Regions from separate parts of the Homo sapiens genome. Here region 2 is linked to region 1. The links are chromatin loops, found by intact Hi-C in ENCODE. Cell type or tissue: dorsolateral prefrontal cortex. All regions are shown on one strand.

Region 1 (5,000 bases):
CTAGGCTTCTATCCTTAATTAAGCAATTACAGGGTCTGCTGATACTTATGAATTCCTTTCAGATGCTTTAATTGAATTGCAACTTAATGGATATTTGTAAAGTGGGGTATTCTTTCTCTTGGGATATCCCAGTTTGATTCTGTCTCCATTGCCTACTTTCTGTTGGGTCCCATTACTAGAAATGGGCAGCTTAACATGAGACTTTCCTGGAGCTGCTCTAGTTCTTTACTTTTAAAGATATCATTATAGGAATTATAAGAATTATGTTCATGTCCGGGGATCCTGGAGAGTCACTTACAGGAAAGAATTAACACAATGAACAGATTTGGGTAGTGTTTTTTAATGAGTACAAGATTTTTACAAGCACAGATTAAGAAAAGTAGTCTTCAATAGATAAATTTTGGATGATACATAAATTAGTAGGATAACTTCTCCCTCGAATATCTTTTAGTCTAGTTATGTAGATGGCCATACAAATAATGTAAACAAGGAAATATGAAAGAGCAGTTATCAAAAGCATAGGCCACCTAGTATGAGAATACAGAGCAAATAACAATTGTTGAATGGAAAAGTTTTCCTCAGGGCGATGGCATTTGAGTTTCCGAGAAGATCTGCTACATTTTCTTTGGGCAGACTGGGTTTGATTCATCTAGGCAGAAGAAGTTGGCCTGTATCAGATCTCAGGAAGAGTTGCCTAAAAGAAATGGACATATTAATCAATCATTTTTCTCTCCGCTTTTGTATTGGTGTGTAAATCTCCCTCTTAGCTCTTCTGCTATTGAGCCTTCACTGCTCCACCTTCAGCTCTCCGTCTATGCAGGCACACTGTCACCCACTGGTCATGTGAATGAAACCTCCAATTACACCAGGATTATTTTCATCTTTACACCATGAATCATCCCCAGAATGAGCCTCATCATACTTGTGGGTCATTCAATTACATGGTTATTTAATAATTTTTTTTTATATTCAGTGGGCACAATGCTAGGAATACAGAAATGGATGATACAGTTCCAGCCTTTGAGCAAAGTAATTGTGTCTACTGGAGTAAAGAATGTATTGACATGAAGAAAAAAATATTTTAAAAGCATAAGGGTAAGCAAAACATGGCTTAAATACTATACAAATGAGAACAGCTCAGATTTTATAAAACAATAAGAGTAAATATGTAACTGCTGTCAAAAAGGCTGTTTCAAAACTCGGAAATACAGAACGCAGAGAGGAGTGGAGCCAGGTACTGACCCAGCCCAAGTCATTGCATTCCTGGTGGTACGGTGTACCATCTGAGGACCATCCTTTTAGGAAGGACATCAGGAAACTGCAGGTGGTCAGATCAGAGGAGGATGAACAAAGATGCTAAGAGCCTCAGCATGCCAATACCTGAAGATTGGGAGTAGGAATTAAAAGACAGACTTCCATGACATAATCTAGTGTTTCAGGGTAAAAGAGAGAGAAACATGATTTGTTCAGTACCCATTCCAGAGTAATAAATAAAGTCATCACTAAAAATAAGATTTGTTTGGCCTGGTTTAATGGCAGTCACAGACCTTGGAGCTAAAACACTTAAAGATGAATTCTTGCCCTCCTGCTTCCTAATTAATTATTTCCGTCAGACTGGCCTGCTTATCTTGGTGTGATGCTGGTGACCTGGAGGTGAGGGAGACAGCAAGGCCGATGTGGCATTTATGTGCCAGCCTATCTAGGGCCTCCTATAACTAGCAAAAGATAGTCCTAGTGGTGTCATCGCCTTCTATGGAGTCAGACTGTGGAGGATGGTGTGGCCTCCTGATTGGGGTGTTCAGCCCTTACCATCTACTGGGTTTTATGTGCCAAGAAAAGATAGATGTTGATTTACCCTTGCTGTTAGATGATAGGCCTGTGGATTAGCTTTGGATGGGTAGGTCAGTGAGGAGTTTCCTTCCTCCTGAATTCTCTGACTAGTGTTTCTACTCTTCTACTCTAAAGCGTTCTATTGTGCTTTTTACTCTTATGCTTTCATGTTTTAATACTGATGAGACAAGGGGAGAAAACATCCTGGATAGAAAATGAGGCCTGTCCTATGCAGAGCTAATGAGGCCAGTGGAGTAGTAGAGAAGGTCAGTCCTGTGAGCTTTTCCCTAGGTGTTCCTTTTCGGGCCCTTCTCCTTCCCTCCTACTTTAAAGCGCGTTCTGTCTGAGTCTATGCAGGGTTGTCTGGCTTGCCTTCCACCTGGTGGGCACTGGGGGATGGAATGGGAAACTTCCAGAAATCTGATGGCTTTTCTCTGTTGGATTATTTCCAAAAACAGCACCTGTCTCGTTGGTTGTGCCTAAATGCCTCAGTTCTAAGTCCCTTCTTGTGGCTTTCCCAGAGGAATACATTTCAGTGTAGATTATTCAACACTATCTTGTCAACCTGTGGGCATTTCCCAGCAGCCACTTAGTAGTAATGTTGACAAGCTACTGTGCTACTCACCAGAACTCCAGCCCTGTGGGGGAGTCCATTTGGTCAGACTAATAGTAGAAAATGGCAGGACCTGGATGCAGGAGAGGGAGTGTAAATGGTTTGGTAATTTGAAATTAAAGGTTAATGCTTTGAAATCTGGTAATGGGCAGCGCCAGGGTGAACAGTGCACACTGCTGTAAGACTTAATCCTGGTTGCTATGGAAACTACCTCACAAATCTCCCACCCCTTTCAACCAGATTTGACTGGGTTTAAAAAATAAATAAATAAAACCATTCTTCATCATTGAAAAGCTGTTTGCCCCCTTCCCCAAACTCCAGGTCATTGCTCACCTTGAGTTTCTTTCAAAAGTTTTTCTGAGGCTTCCCCAGTCAGATGGGCTGGATCTGTTAGAGTTTGGGCCTGGCTCTTTGTGTGGAATTTGAATAAATAGCATTAACATGGGAATTAGAAGACACTTAAGTGTCCAATGTGGGCAGCATGTGCAAGCTTGCTCTCCTGCTGGCCTTGAGGAGGCGTCATAGTTTCAGTCCTGGCACTGGACAGGGCCACTGACCACAGAATGCACTTCCTCATTCCCCATGTATGGGGGGCTCTGAGGAAGCCCAAGGAGCTGCTCTTCGTCTCAGTGCTGTGGAGTGTTCCCAGATTCTGCTGCAGGGCTGCCAAGCACTGGCCTATGAGGAGCAAGAACAATCCACAGAAGTTCGTTTCATGTTTGGAAGGCATCTGAGACACAACTGCATTCTCTCCGTCATTTTATTTCATCATTAGAGCTTTTTCCAATTTACTTAAATGACCCTCTTAATCTAGACCTTGTAAGTTTTTGGGCTTTTTTTAACCAAAGCTTCTTCACCCTTTGCCTATGATGAAGTAAATGAGATCTACATCTCATTTGGCTCCCTGCAAGATTAGCTTATAGGCTTCTAAAGTAGGCTTTGTAGAAAACTTTCTATTCAAGCTTTCTGGATTCCCTGTAGTTTTTCCTTAATATACTTATTATACTCTGTAATGCTGTTACAATAGCATTCCTCAGTAAACCCTCGTAACTCCCATGCTTACCTTTACTATGAGTAGGAAAATATTTAAATCCACTGGTTAGTCTGCGGCTGGTGGAGAAGTTCCCATTTCCCTGCCCTTGTGTGCCTCCTTTTCCTGAGCTTGTACATCTGCTAGTGATTTTTCTAGGGTTAATTTGGGTGTTTTTATTTTTAAATTGGAACATGGTGTCTGTCTCTTCTCTGTGTGTGTTTTGGATGCAGCCCCTGTGCTAGGCATGCGGTTATTAACTCCACTGATATACCAGTTCGCTCATTAGCATTTGCATTTTAAATTACAAGCTAGAGCAGACGACATTTATGCTATATTTGTACCATTGCCTTCTTCATGAATGATGTCGTATGTGCAGGGAATGCAGAAATAACTCTTCTAAGGCCCTGATGTATTTTAGTCTCTTTTTTAGCAAACTGCTATTTCTTTTTTACTCTTGATTCTTATTGTTTGATAGGGAGTTTTTTTTTTTTTTTTTTTTTTTAAATTTTCCAAGTTTAGACCTATTTGTGAGTGCTACTGATTGGGAAGTGCTAACGACAGACCAGCCCTTCATATCAAAATAGGCATATTGCGTAGAGTGGCCATTTTTCCCTTTCACGTGGTGCTCCTTGTAAGCAGCCTGCCTTGATTTGAGAGGAGGGAGTTTTTTCCTCCACAGTTTGGTGGGTGGGAAGACATGGTAACAGTTACTTGTTCTTGCTAGTATTCTTGCTCACATCCCTCTTTTTTATAGTTGACTAGTCAGTGGTTATTTAACACCTGTTAATTACTTGACACTGCAAGGGGAAAAAAGGAAATAGTGTATGCCTTCAAGGGTCTTATTTTTGACAAGCATTTATATTGCACTACAGTACAGCATATACTTAAATATTAATATTGAGTGTAAAATACCAAGTTAGAGGTGGGTCTTTTAAGTGAGATTTGCCAGGAGCAAAGGTCTCGTGGAGCAGCCGTTGCTCTTGCCAGATGGTACAATAGCTTCAGCATCTGCATCTCAAGAACTGAATCAGAAATGCACAGTCATAGATCATGGATCTGTGACTGAAGCCTTCCTAGGCTTGCCTCATTGTGCCTAACATAGTGTCTGGTTTCTAGCAGCAGGATGAGGGCAGAAAGCGAGCTCTGGTAGATAGGTCTGTGTTTGTGCCATTTTGCTTTCCTCTGTGAGCTCTAATTTTGGTTCTCTGAGTTCTGTTGCAGAGTTTCTTCCTGTTGGTGAATGCTAACTTTTAAAACATCACATGAAAAATACAGGGAAGTCATACTGGAGGTAAATGTGCATTGTTGTTAGGCAAGCACAAATTCTGCAGTTGATAGAAACTATTTTTATTTCCCCACTTTCTCCCTAAAGGTTTTCTCTGATATAATCTTCATTCTTCTAATAGCTGTTGGAATAACCAAGACACGAAGAGTTGCATTTGATGCTGATAATCCAAGTACAGATGATACATTAATTCAGAACCTGATCCCTTTAAGGAGTCTCATTGCTGCACATGGCATATT
Region 2 (5,000 bases), 150 kb before region 1:
GATCAGCTCTTCTAGGACAAGGAGCTGAGTGCTTGGAGGAGAGGAAAAGGACTGTTTTTCTCTTGCTCAAAGTCTTAAGCCGTTAAAGAGGAATCATAATATTGTTCGACGCCCTGTGATAGCATCCATTGGCCATGGAATTTGGAATTAGTTAAATTAGAGTTCACCTTTTGCTCCTGCCATTTTTAGTGGTGTGGCCAAGGGTCTCTCAATTTCTTTGAGCCTCTTTTTCTTCATAAGTAAAAATATAGGTAATACTTGCTGACTCTTTTGAATTGCTTTGAGGGTTAAATGAGCATAGTGGTATCAAAAAGGTGAGCAAGATGCTGTTTTTAATTTCAGGTAGCTTGTAATCACCTGTAGGATTACAGATGCATAATACTGAGTTGGGTTAGATGTATTACGAGAATACAGGATATTTTATTAGAAAATTCACAGACGGCTTCCTGGAGTCGGTAAGCAGCATTTGAGCATGTCTTGAAGAATATTTGGCATCTGAGTCAACAAAATATTTCACACTGCTGTGGCAGTCACATCTAGGCAGGAGAAACAACATCAAAAGAGGACCATAAGATCCATTCGTGGAGCTTGTTCAGCAAGCAGTTTGGAATATAGTTGTCAGGAGCAGAACTGGGCTAGCATGCTTGATTGTTAAATAGTAACTAAGTATCTTTGCAGTTAACCAAAGATCAGGGTTTTATACTGAACATTTTTATATTAATGTGGAAATTGAATTTGATAGCATTCCTGATGCTTCTCCCAGATTAAATAAATCAGCAGAGTATTGAATGAAATGAGCTTTACCTCTCCTTTTTTTTTTTTTTTTTTTTTTGAGGCAGGGTCTCACTCTGTCCCCAGGCTGGCTGGAGTGCAGTGGTGCTATCTCCACTCACTGGGCTTGCAACCTCCTGGACTCAAGCAGTTCTCCTACCTCAGCCTCCCAGACAGCTACAACTACAGGCACATGCCACCACACCCAACTAATTTCTGTTTTTATTTTTTGTAGAGACAGGGTCTCACTCTGTTGCCAAGGCTGGTTTCTAACTCTTGGGCTCAAGTGATTCACCTGCCTTGGCTGCCCAAACTGCTGGGATTAAAGGCATGAGCCACCATGCCCAACGTTACTTTTTTTTAATTGTGGTAACACATATATAACATAAAATTTACCATCTTCACCATTTTTATTTACAGCTCTGAAATGTTAAATATATTCACTTTATTGTGAAACATATCTATAGAACATTTTCGTCTTACACAACTGAAACTCTGTCCCCATTAAACAGTGATTTCCCTTTTCCCCTTCTCTTAGCCCTGGTTATGCACCCAGCTCCACTTATTTTTGACAGCTGGCTTAAGAGAAGTTCCTAGACTTCATTCAGAAACATTGCATGATAAAATATGTGATAACAAATCTGGGATTTTTTTCATCTTGCTATAGTAGAAAAATGACATTTTGCTGGTATTTTGGGCCTCCCGTGATTTGCCATCTCCGTTAACCCTTACTTTATTTACATCCCATTTTATGCAATATAGTAACCACGTTGACACATTTAAGCTAACTTTAGTCTTCCATTTCTATCATGATTGCAATTTACAAAGCCATGAATGCAGCCTTCCTGTGATTGGGCTTTAAAACCACAAAATGATTCACTATCCATGAGAGTGTTCAACAGCATATTAGGTAGAAAAAATTATAGGTTATTTTGTTCTCTTATTGTGTAATTTTTATATCTTGCACATTCCATGGATTAGACACATACTGTGACTTGAAAGTCTTCTCTTTACTTTGTGTTACCAATTGTTGAATCTTGTGAGCATTTCTCGGTCATCACATATTTTAACTGTGGAAGCTCTTTATGTGTACTAGTTCCTTTTTTATTGGATCTTTTGTGCATATCTGCACAGTGGAGGTGGTCATGGTGTGTGGGGGCAGGCAGGGTGAAGGTGGTGGTATGGAATAGGTAAGAGGGAATTTTCTCTGTAGAGTGTTGTTTATCAAGAGAGGTGGACTGCTGCTATCTGATGGTCACTTTTCTTTGTCCAATTGTGACCTGCAGAGAGGGTGCTTTTAGCTACTGTGTCAGGATCCAGTAAGGAGACAGAAAGCACACCAGTTACTTTAACAGAGAACATAATTTAAGAGATGATTAGCTAGATATGGGAATACTAACAAGGTGAAGAAAAGAACCCTAAGGGTAGCATGGAGGTAATAACTACATGATGCAGCTCCTACCCTCTAAGGTTGGGGGAATAAGAAAAGAAAACATATAAGAACATAGAAATTTAGAGGGAGACCATGTGAAGCTGGGACATAGACTGCTGTTAACTGATGCTTGTGTCTCTAAGCTTGGAGACTAGGACTGGGACTCCAAGGTCTTGGGACCCAGACCTCCCAGGAGTGCTGCCAGTTGATTGGTTCTGATGAATCTGAGGAGGTGTGATAACCTGTTTCTGGGAGTGTTGGGAAGACAGCAAGCTGAACTCGCTTGCTGCTGCTGGAACAAGCTACCATTGCTGGGAGGAAGAAGTAGTGCTCTGGAGCCACTGGCAGGAATAGGAAAGATCTGCCCCTTCTTCCAGTTCTGGCTCTCTCTGGCACCCCCTATTGGCAGAGCCTAAGGAAGCCAGGTGGCAAGGCAGAAATGGGGTTTGCAGGTTCCCTGCCCCAGCATCACCAAGGAAAAGTTTAGAAAGATCAGTTTTGAAACTGCATCACAGTAGCTTCATAATGGGCATAACTACTAGATCCAACTTTTTCCAGTTTGATGAGTTTCCCAGGGTGGGCAAGCACGCATTATGTGTTGAAATTAATTGACCTTTTCAGGTCTAGGGGACATTGTGTGTGGTGAGTGAAAAGCCAGTGGGTAATCTGCCAGTTCTTGCTACCACAGCAGTTGGGAGGCAGACGATAGAAACTGTCATAGGTTCTGGGGCAGACAGATCTTTGTGGGAGCTTTTTGCTCTGACATATGTGATATCGGGCGTGTTATTTCTCTGGGCACCTAACTTCTCAGGTCTCTCAGTGAAGTAAAGCTATCATAATTCCAGCTTTATTTGCTATTGCGAGGATTAGAATTAATATGTTTAATGTGCAAGCAGATAGCACCACTCAAAGAGTTAGTGGTGTTTGTTTTGTTTTTTAATGAATTGTAGAAATTTAGAGTGGCGCCAACCCTTTGTGTTAAGGGAGTTAGGTTAGGGTGCCAGCAGTAGGAAAGGTAAGGGTTTCATTGTCACAACGCAATGGTGATAGGATTGACATAAAAACATTGTTAAACAGGCACCATTTCAGTTATTTTATGGCTGGAAGGACAAGGGTATTTAGGGTGACATTACATGAAGGAGGATATAAAACTGTGTTCTCACAGATCAAGGCACCAGTCTCACGTCCCATGTCATTCCCCACAGATGAAACAGCTGTGAACAGCTACCGCAGTTATAGAGCGAGAAGTTCCCCATTCTTGCCCTCCTCCCCTCCACCCTCACCTGACTGTCCTGTGCACTGTGACTTGCCTGCCTGTTTACTAGGTGCAACCAACTGGAGAAAAGAACCCCAACAAATTCCTGAGTATGGCTTCAAGTTTGTTACGGTCCCTTCACACAGTGGGGCAAGGCATGCTATATATATATAATGAAATTGCTATGCCAGCTGGGTACTGCATCTACATGTCTGTGCTGTTCATAGTTCTTTTAAGTTTATTTGCCCGTATTTCTCCATGATAGTAGTGGGTGATAAATGTTGAAGTTTTCTGATTGATGTCAAGTAGACTGTAAAGTAAAAGAAAGTCATCTTCCTTCGTTAAGGTTAGACTGATATCTGTCCTGAAAAGGTACAGGCCTCATTTTACTGAATATTTATGCACAGGCTTAGAATACTTTGAATTTGGTGGATAAAATATGTGGCACTAGACCTGGCATCCTGATTTAGACCTTGGAGGGACGCAGCAACTAAACAGAAACCCAGTGTCTAAAGGGAGACCTTTCTGTGTGCACTTACATAATTCAGTCTTGTGTTTTGAAATGCACAACAATTCATTGCACAAATTTGACTGGAAATCTGGCTCAGTTGAAGGTTCCACTGGCACCAGCTAAATAATGGTGTCATATCCAGCCTTATTTTCCCTTCTGTGTTCTTCCAGGAAGAAACTTTAATAATAATAATTATTTTTTAATATGGTGAAGAAAGGAAGACATACACAAAGAAGCATTTCTCTAACAAAATGATATTATCCTCTGAATGGGCTCACCCGCTCCTTCTGTCTGTTACAGAGAAAATTGGTTTCCTGTTGTCAGAGATTTATTTTCTTTTCCTCCTGTTCTTTTCCCCTCTTCTGTAACTGTGGGAGGGTTTGTGGCACATCCCTGTGCTGGATGGGTTTCATCTGGCTTGGTGCCTGTACTTTAAGTAACGGGGTTGTCTCTTCTGAGGGCATTGGCTCTCCATTTTTAGCCGGGGTATGAACAGTAAGAAATGTGGGAGAAGATTTCTCCATTACTAGAAAACATGATCTGGGGCCAACTGGTTAATTATGAGCTTCCAATGAAAAGGAAAGTAGTGCCAGAAGGGCATAGCCAGTTGTGATATACTGGTCCTTGCTGCCACCGGTTACCATACTGGTTTCCATTACCTTGAAAACCTTTAGACCTGCTTTTGTCTTTGAAGGCTTCTTTCTCTCTGCTCATTTTCCTCTACTGCTTTTAAACTCTGGCTTCTTATTTGTAGATTTTTTTAAATGTCCTTTCCAATGAAGGAAATTTCCCCTTTTTAATGTTGATTCATGTTTCTAGTTGATCTTCACAACTATTAGCTAGGTAGAAAGATGCTCTTCTGCAGAGACACTAATTATATTTTATTTCTTCTCAGCTCTACTTGCTCATTTAAACAGCACCCAAAGAGATTTCATTCACCAAAACTTCATGCCTGTATTGCTGCAGATGAGTCTTTCCAGAGCAAAGGAAGAGCTCTATGATCTTTCACTACCCTTTCCTTCTTTTCTTCC

What was found. Peaks named below come from ENCODE experiments on the same cell type or tissue, not always from the same donor. Only the 100,000 strongest peaks of a DNase experiment are listed, where the experiment ranks them.
Region 2: it touches region 1 in a loop (1.8-fold over the local background); 1 of 110 quality-filtered maps calls a loop at or near these places.

Annotation. Positions count from the first base shown.
Region 1 is chr7:127,937,935-127,942,934 of GRCh38, forward strand. The region is part of intron 15 of SND1 (staphylococcal nuclease and tudor domain containing 1); the gene reads left to right. Among named protein-coding and RNA genes, the nearest start is that of SND1-IT1, 57 kb to the right of the region's middle. In dorsolateral prefrontal cortex, CTCF peaks have their summits at 2,960 and 3,161; a DNase peak (open chromatin) is centred at 3,004; H3K27ac peaks cover 2,570 bases.
Region 2 is chr7:127,790,332-127,795,331 of GRCh38, forward strand. All of the region lies in intron 10 of SND1 (staphylococcal nuclease and tudor domain containing 1), which reads left to right. Among named protein-coding and RNA genes, the nearest start is that of SND1, 140 kb to the left of the region's middle. In dorsolateral prefrontal cortex, a CTCF peak has its summit at 2,617 (motif pointing left); a DNase peak (open chromatin) is centred at 4,375; H3K27ac peaks cover 1,477 bases.